2 separate regions of the Homo sapiens genome follow, and region 1 is linked to region 2. Evidence: chromatin contacts called from ENCODE Hi-C or POLR2A ChIA-PET data. All regions are on one chromosome and are shown on one strand. The core of a region is the stretch at or near the end of the contact, and the rest is flanking DNA. Distances in the headings are between cores, read along the strand shown. Region 1 has its middle 4.8 kb from the start of NYX. Region 2 has its middle 58 kb from the start of MED14OS.

Region 1 (3,458 bases), core at 7-2,506, 650 kb after region 2:
GGATTACATATAATCTCTATATATTCTATATATATGGATTATATATAATCTCTATATATTCTATATATATGGATTATATATAATCTCTATATATTCTATATATATTCTATATATATATTCTATATATATATTCTATATATATTCTATATATATATTCTATATATATTCTATATATATTCTATGTATAATCTATATGGATTATATATATTCTATGTATATTCTATATATATTCTATATATACAGGTGAGGTGGCTCACACCTGTAATCCCAGCACTTTGAGAGGCCAAGGTGGATGGATCATCTGAGGTCAGGAGTTCGAGACCAGCCTGACCAATATGGTGAAACCCCATTTCTACTAAAAGTACAAAATTAGCCAGGCATGGTGGTGCATGCCTTTAATCCCAGCTACTTGGGAGGCTGAGGCAGGAGAATCACTTGAACCCAGGAGATGGAAGTTGCAGTGAGCCAAGATCATGCCATGGCACTCTAGCTTGGGCAACAAAAGTGAAACTCCATCTCAAAACAAACAAGCAAACAAATATTCTCTGCTGGGTACAGTGGCTCACGCCTATAATCCCAACACTTTGGGAGGCCAAGGGAGAAGGATAGTTTGAGTTCAGGAGTTCAAGACCAGCCTGAGCAGCATAGTGAGACACTGTCTCAACAAAAAAAAATTTTTAAATTTAGGCAGACATGGTGGTGCATGCCTGTAGTCCCAGCTACTCAGGAGGTTGAGGCAGGAGAATCTCTTGAACCTGGGAGGTGGAGGCTGCAGTGAGCTGAGATTGCAACACTGCACTCCAGCCGGGGCGACAGAGTGAGACTCTGTCTCAAAAAAACAAAAAACAAAAAAACAAAAAACCACAAAACACACACACATACACAAACAATAACTGGCCAGGCACGGTGACTCACGCCCTTAATCCCAGCACTTTGGGAGGCCGAGGCAGGTGGATCACCAGGTCAGGAGTTCAAAAGCAGCCTGGCCAAGATGGTGAAACCCCATCTCTACCAAAAATACCACGCCCGGCCCTTGGTGTAACTTTTATTGAAAAAAAAATCCAAGTGTAAGTGGTTACGCGAAGTGTAAACCCATATTGTTCAAGGGTCAACTGTATCGGGAAATGGAGAGACCTACTTTGTTTTTTGTTTGACATCTGCTGCAATGGGAGAGAAACCTACTTTGGATGCAATGTAAAGAACGATGATTTCAGAAGAGGCCCCAGGAAGGTGTATTTGTGGGCAGTGGGCAGAGCCTGTTGGTGAGCTAACCCTTCATTTACAGGTGACAAACAGGCCATGCGCACTACGCGGCCTGGTCAGGAGGACACGGCACTGGGAGATCTTCCCCAGGGTGTGACCTTTGGCAGGTTAGGTCCCCACCCTGGCATCCCTTCCAGCCCGGGCATTCTGCGACTCCAGGTGCGTGAGGAACGTTTCTGGCACCAGGCACGCCCTGGGACTTTCCCCAGCCCTGGCCCCCGCCCCCACCGAGTAGGTGCGGGTGCCGCGGCGGGGAGCAGACAGAGGTCCCGGGGCCGCCCCACCCCGACTCCCGAACCTCGGTGCCCTCTGGCGGCCACGCTGGGCAGGACCGGGCTCATCGGGGGCGTGGCTCGCCCCGGAGGCTCCGCCCCTTCTCCCCAGGGTGGGGCCGGGGTGGTGGTTACCGGCAGAGGCTGCAGAGGTTTCGCAAGGACGTGACCTTTATGGGAAAAAAAAACCACTGTGTCACGCACGGTTGCCAGCCGGGGCCAGCGAGCTGAACTAGTTTTCTGAAGCCCGCGGAGGGAGGAGCCAGAGCGGAAACGTCCAGCCCAGTGACTCGCTGCCTACTGCCCCTCCAGGACCGCGGCGGCGCGCCCTGAGCCCCGGGGCACCAGATGGGGCGCGAGCCCGCACCTAACTGTGTCCGGGCCTGCCGTTGGGGCGACGTCACTGTCACTACACTGGGAGTCAGCGGAATGAGGGCACTCTCGCCTCTCTTCCTCCTTCCTCCAATTCCAGAAATGAGGCCCGGGAGCCCAGGCTGATCCAATCCAACCCCACTGAGCTGGGGTTTGGATTGGAAGGGCGGATGTGAAACGACAGAAGTAGGATAGTTTGCGAATAAAGAACAAGGGAGTTGGGTGCTTTAGCCACAGAATAGGTTCAGCCAAGGTCATTTAGAGGTGCCCAGCAAGAGGGGAGTGGCTACCCCTCCCCCATCCTGATCTGAGGCATGCAGTGGGGACGTCGGGGGTGGCCACAGGGGCTGTGTGTGTCCTTATTAGGACCCGAGAAAAACCCAGGGACTGGGAGGCAGGAGGACAGGGTACCCACTGGGTCCCAGCTCCACCTTCATATGTCACTCTGGGGAGCAGGTCACTTAATCTCTCTGGGCCTCAGTTTCCTCACTTGAAGAATGAGGGGTCTGGACAAGATTATGGAATATGTTTCGAGTACAATCAGGCCTAGGAACTGAAAGTCCCTGTCCTGACACCATCCAGTAAGTCAGAGAAAAAGGAAGGGTAAGAGGCCAAGGCTGTCACTCACCCGGTTCTCTTTCTATAGCTCCCTTACAAATTCTCACATGGGCTTCAATTCCCTTCAGCAAACAATTGTGCACTTCCGCCTGTGTGCCAAACCCAGGCTTGGGCCCAGCTTTGTGGGGCCTGGGGCAAGAGTACGCACGGAGGACCACACACTGTATGTCTGAATATTTAAAAGCTACACATCAAGCTAAAAAACTGTTAAATAAAACATGTTCTATCCTCCTATCTGAGCAGATATACCTTCATAACAATCTGGAAGGTTAAATTCAAGTTTGCAATTCTTGCATTCCTCAGCATTCTGGGCTAGGGTGTGATGGCACAGAGAGTGGCCCCAGCTCAAGGCCATGGCGTAGCTTCCCTCTATTCCCAGGCCGGATCCATCCCATGCTATAGCGGATCTTTCCCACGCACGTCCTCATATCCAAGCTCTGTCCCCTTCTCTGCAACTGTCTACCCCCTAAAGGATCACCTCTCGAGTATGCACATTGGTGAGACCATCCACCTTCAGGAGACTGGACCTAGAGGAGTGGGTTCAGAACCTGTTGGGCAGTGAATTCCCAGGTCGCAGGTATCCAGAACGTGGTTCTGGGTGGGTAAGTGTCTTGGCCTCAATGACTCCTTGCCCTGTGTCTCCCTGCCTCTTGCCCTGTCTGAAGGCGACACCAGCCAGACATTGTGGGAGTGCAGACTTGGATCAAGCACAGCCCCTCCAAGGAGGCCAGCCATCCAAACACTATGAACTTTGGGCGCAGTGGCTCAGGCCTGGCGTGGTGGCTCACGCCTGTAATCCCAGCACTTTGGGAGGCCGAGGTGGGCGGATCACTTGAGGTCAGGAGTTTGAGGCCAGCCTGGACAATATGGTGAAACCCCATCTCTACTAAAAATACAAAAATTAACCGGACATGGTGGCGCGTGCCTGTAATC
Region 2 (3,365 bases), core at 632-3,131:
TAATTATTAACACTTATCTTTTGTGATTTTTAGCTTGAGGTCCCCAATCTCTTCACATTGGTACTTTGGGTGTTCTTCTGGGTCAACGGAGGTGACTCTGTTGGCTTCCCAAGTCTTTACTTGGGTATAATGAATCCAAGAGTCTATTCCAGTGACCTTCACTGCCACAGGAGTAGAAAGGAGTACAGTGTAGGGTCCCTCCCAACCTGGGCCTATAGAGAGAGAAAGGGAAGGGATATCACTTTTACTAGCACTAGGTCCCTTGGGTTGAACAGAGGTGGCCCTGGTTCACGGGATTGGGCCTCCAACAATTGTTTCAGTTCCTGTTGGAAATGGACCAAAGAGGTTATGTGCTTAGTTAAATTAGAGGTTTCTTGGTCTAGCAAGAGATAACTGGTGAGAAAAGGCTATCCACACATCATTTCAAAGGGACTCAAACCTAGCTTTGAAGGAGTGTTTCTGACATGTAGCAGGGCTATGGGGAGAAGGGTAGTCCAGGGGAGATGAGTCTCCTGAGACGGTTTCCTGAGGTGCCTTTTGATAATATCATTTGTCTTTTCTACCTTTCCCGGGGATTGTGGTCTCCAGGCATAATGAAGATAGTACTGTAGAACCAAGTGCCTTTGAGACCCCCTGGGTGACGGCCACCTTGAACGAGGGGCCATTATTGCTCTGGAGATACTTAGGAAGTCCAAAGCAGGGAATTATCTCATTGATTAGTACTTTTATCACCTCAGAGGCTTTCTCTGTCTGACATGGAAATGCTTCTACCCAGTTAGTGAACGTATCTATTTATAGTAGGAGGTACTGGATGCCCCTTGTCTTTGGCATATGGGTGAAATCCATTTGCCAGTCTTCCCCAAGGTAGCCGCTTGTCTTTTGAGTTCCTGGCCAAAGACGCTGTCGATTAAGGAGACTGTTTTTAAGGCAGATCTTGCCACCATTAACAACTTGTTTAACTCTTTGTATTAGATTTTTACCTGAGAACAATCTCTGGGCCAGTTGATAGGTTTTATCCTTACCTAGGTGGAAGGCCTAGTGAAGGCTTTTAAGTACTTTCCATTGGTTGGCAGCTGGTAGATGAAGCTTATTGTCCTCCGATTGTAGCCATCCTGAGGACTGCAGGATGTATCCCCAAGAGGTGGCCCATTCTATTTCTGCAAGAGAGTATTGAGGTTTTATTTCTCTGATGCGGCCCTCCCAGATCAGTAGGGCTTCAAGTGGATCAGAGACCTGGGCCCCCTTGCTGCTGATTTAGCTGCTTTGTCCTCCAGCCTATTTCCCTCGGCTATCTCATCCATCACTCTTTGATGGCCTTTACAATGTATTATTGCCAGCTCCCATGGGAGGAAAACCAAGGAAAATAGTCTTATTAATTTCCTGATGGTATTCAATGGGAGACTAATTAGCTGTGAGGAAGTTCTTCTCTTTCCAGATAGTAGCATGGGCATGGAGGACTAGGAAAGCATACTTAGAATCAGTATAAATGGGCCAGGCGCGGTGATTCACGCCTGTAATCCCAGCACTTTGGGAGGCCGAGGCAGGCGGATCACCTGAGGTCAGGAGTTCAAGACCAGCCTGACCAACATGGAGAAACCCTGTCTCTACTGAAAATACAAAATTAGCCGGGCATGGTGGCGCATGCCTGTAATCCCAGGTACCCGGGAGGCTGAGGCAGGAGAATCGCTTGAACCTGGGAGGCAGAGGTTGCAGTGAGCTGAGATTGCGCCATTGCACTCCAGCCTGGAAGTGCAATGAAGAGGAAACTCCGTCAGAAAGAGAGAGAGAGAGAGAGAGAGAGAGAGAGAGAGAGAGAGAGAGAGAGAGAGAGAGAGAAAGAATCAGTATAAATGCTGTTTTTCCTTTGCTTAACTTGAGCGCCCTCTTGAGGGCAATTAGTTTGGTTAGTTGAACACTTGTGCCCTAGGAGAGGTGCACTTTCAACTATATCGTTCATATAGCTGTTGCATACCCTGCTTTATGGGTTCTTTGTTCTACAAAAGAACTCCCGTCCGTAAAGAGAATCCAGTCTGGGTAAAACAGACTCGGGGCTGTTGCAGGGGGCACAGTGGGAGTGAGATCAGCTCTTTGGTTTGTGTGGGAGCTGGGTGGGGCCTGTGACTGCCGGCTTTCCCCCACTTCCCTGACAACTTGCATGACTCAGCAGAGGCAGCCATAATCCTCCTAGGAACACAACTTCAGTGACCTGGGAATCTCACCCCCATCCCCCATGGCAGCCGCAGCAAGACCCGCCAAGGAGAGCACGCCTAGCCCTGCTCCCACCTGATGGTCCTTCACTACCCACCCTGGTAGCAGAAGGCAAAGGACATATAATCTTGGGAGTTCTACAGCCGTGCCTACTGCCAGTCCCTCTCCACACTATTATAGTTGATGCTTTCTGGAAAGCACCACCTCCTGGCAGGAAGCCAACCAGCACAAAAATAGAGCATTAAACCAACAAAGCTAAGGACCCCCATGGAGTCCATTGCACCCTCCACCACCTCCACCAGAACAGGTGCTGGTATCCATGGCTGAAAGACTCACAGATGGTTCACATCACAGGACTCTGTGCAGACAACCCCCAGTACCAGCCTGGAGCCGGATTGACTCACTGGGTGGCTAGACCCAGAAGAGAGACAACAATCACTGGAGTTCAGCTCACAGGAAGCCACATCCCCAGAAAAGGGGGAGAATACTATATCAAGGGAACACCCCATGGGACAAAAAAATCTGAACAACAGCCTTCAGCCCTAGACCTTCCCTCTGACAGAGGCTACACAAATGAGAAGGAACCAGAAAACCAGCCCTGGTAATATAAGAAAACAAGGCTTGTCAACACCTCCCAAAAATTACACTGGTTCACCAGCAATGGCTCCAAACCAAGAAGAAATCCCCTATTTACCTGGAAAAGAATTCAGGAGGCTAGTTATTAAGCTAATCAGGGAGGGACCAGAGAAAGGCGAAGCCCAATGCAAGGAAATCCAAAGAAATGATGCAAGAAGTGAAGGGAGAAATATTCAAGGAAATAGATAGCCTAAAGAAAAAACAATCAAAAATTCAGAAAACTTTGGACACACTTTTAGAAATGCGAAATGCTCTGGAAAGTCTCAGCAATAGAATTGAACAAGTAGAGGAAAGAAACTCAGAGCTCGAAGACAAGGTCTTTGAATTAACCCAATCCAACAAAGACAAAGAAAAAAGATTAAGAAAATATGAACAAAGCCTCCAAGAAGTCTGAGATTATGTTAAACACCCAAACCTAAGAATAATCAGTGTTTCTGAGGAAGAAAACAATTCAAAATGCTTGGAAAATATATTTGGGGGAATAATCAAGGAAAACTTCCCCAGCCATGCTAGAGACCTAG

Evidence for each region. A loop is a pair of places that touch in the nucleus more often than their neighbours do. ChIA-PET counts read pairs that join two places held with the same protein, here RNA polymerase II (POLR2A). Pooled maps may share reads with other maps.
Region 1: a pooled map shows a loop between it and region 2 (3-fold over the local background). The contact joins two enhancer-like sites. A Hi-C loop is called at or near these places in 1 of 50 pooled maps. POLR2A ChIA-PET finds 5 or more read pairs at or near these places in 2 of 52 experiments (IMR-90 and activated naive CD4-positive, alpha-beta T cell).

What each region holds. Positions count from the first base shown.
Region 1 is chrX:41,440,780-41,444,237 of GRCh38, forward strand. No RefSeq gene overlaps it. Among named protein-coding and RNA genes, the nearest start is that of NYX, 4.8 kb to the right of the region's middle. RefSeq lists enhancers at 1,251-1,300, 2,241-2,310 and a silencer at 1,411-1,920. Within about 2 kb of position 1,257, at least 23 of the 41 ENCODE cell types and tissues checked have a DNase peak (open chromatin) inside an H3K27ac peak, as active enhancers do.
Region 2 is chrX:40,792,335-40,795,699 of GRCh38, forward strand. No RefSeq gene overlaps it. Among named protein-coding and RNA genes, the nearest start is that of MED14OS, 58 kb to the left of the region's middle. Within about 2 kb of position 1,882, at least 7 of the 41 ENCODE cell types and tissues checked have a DNase peak (open chromatin) inside an H3K27ac peak, as active enhancers do.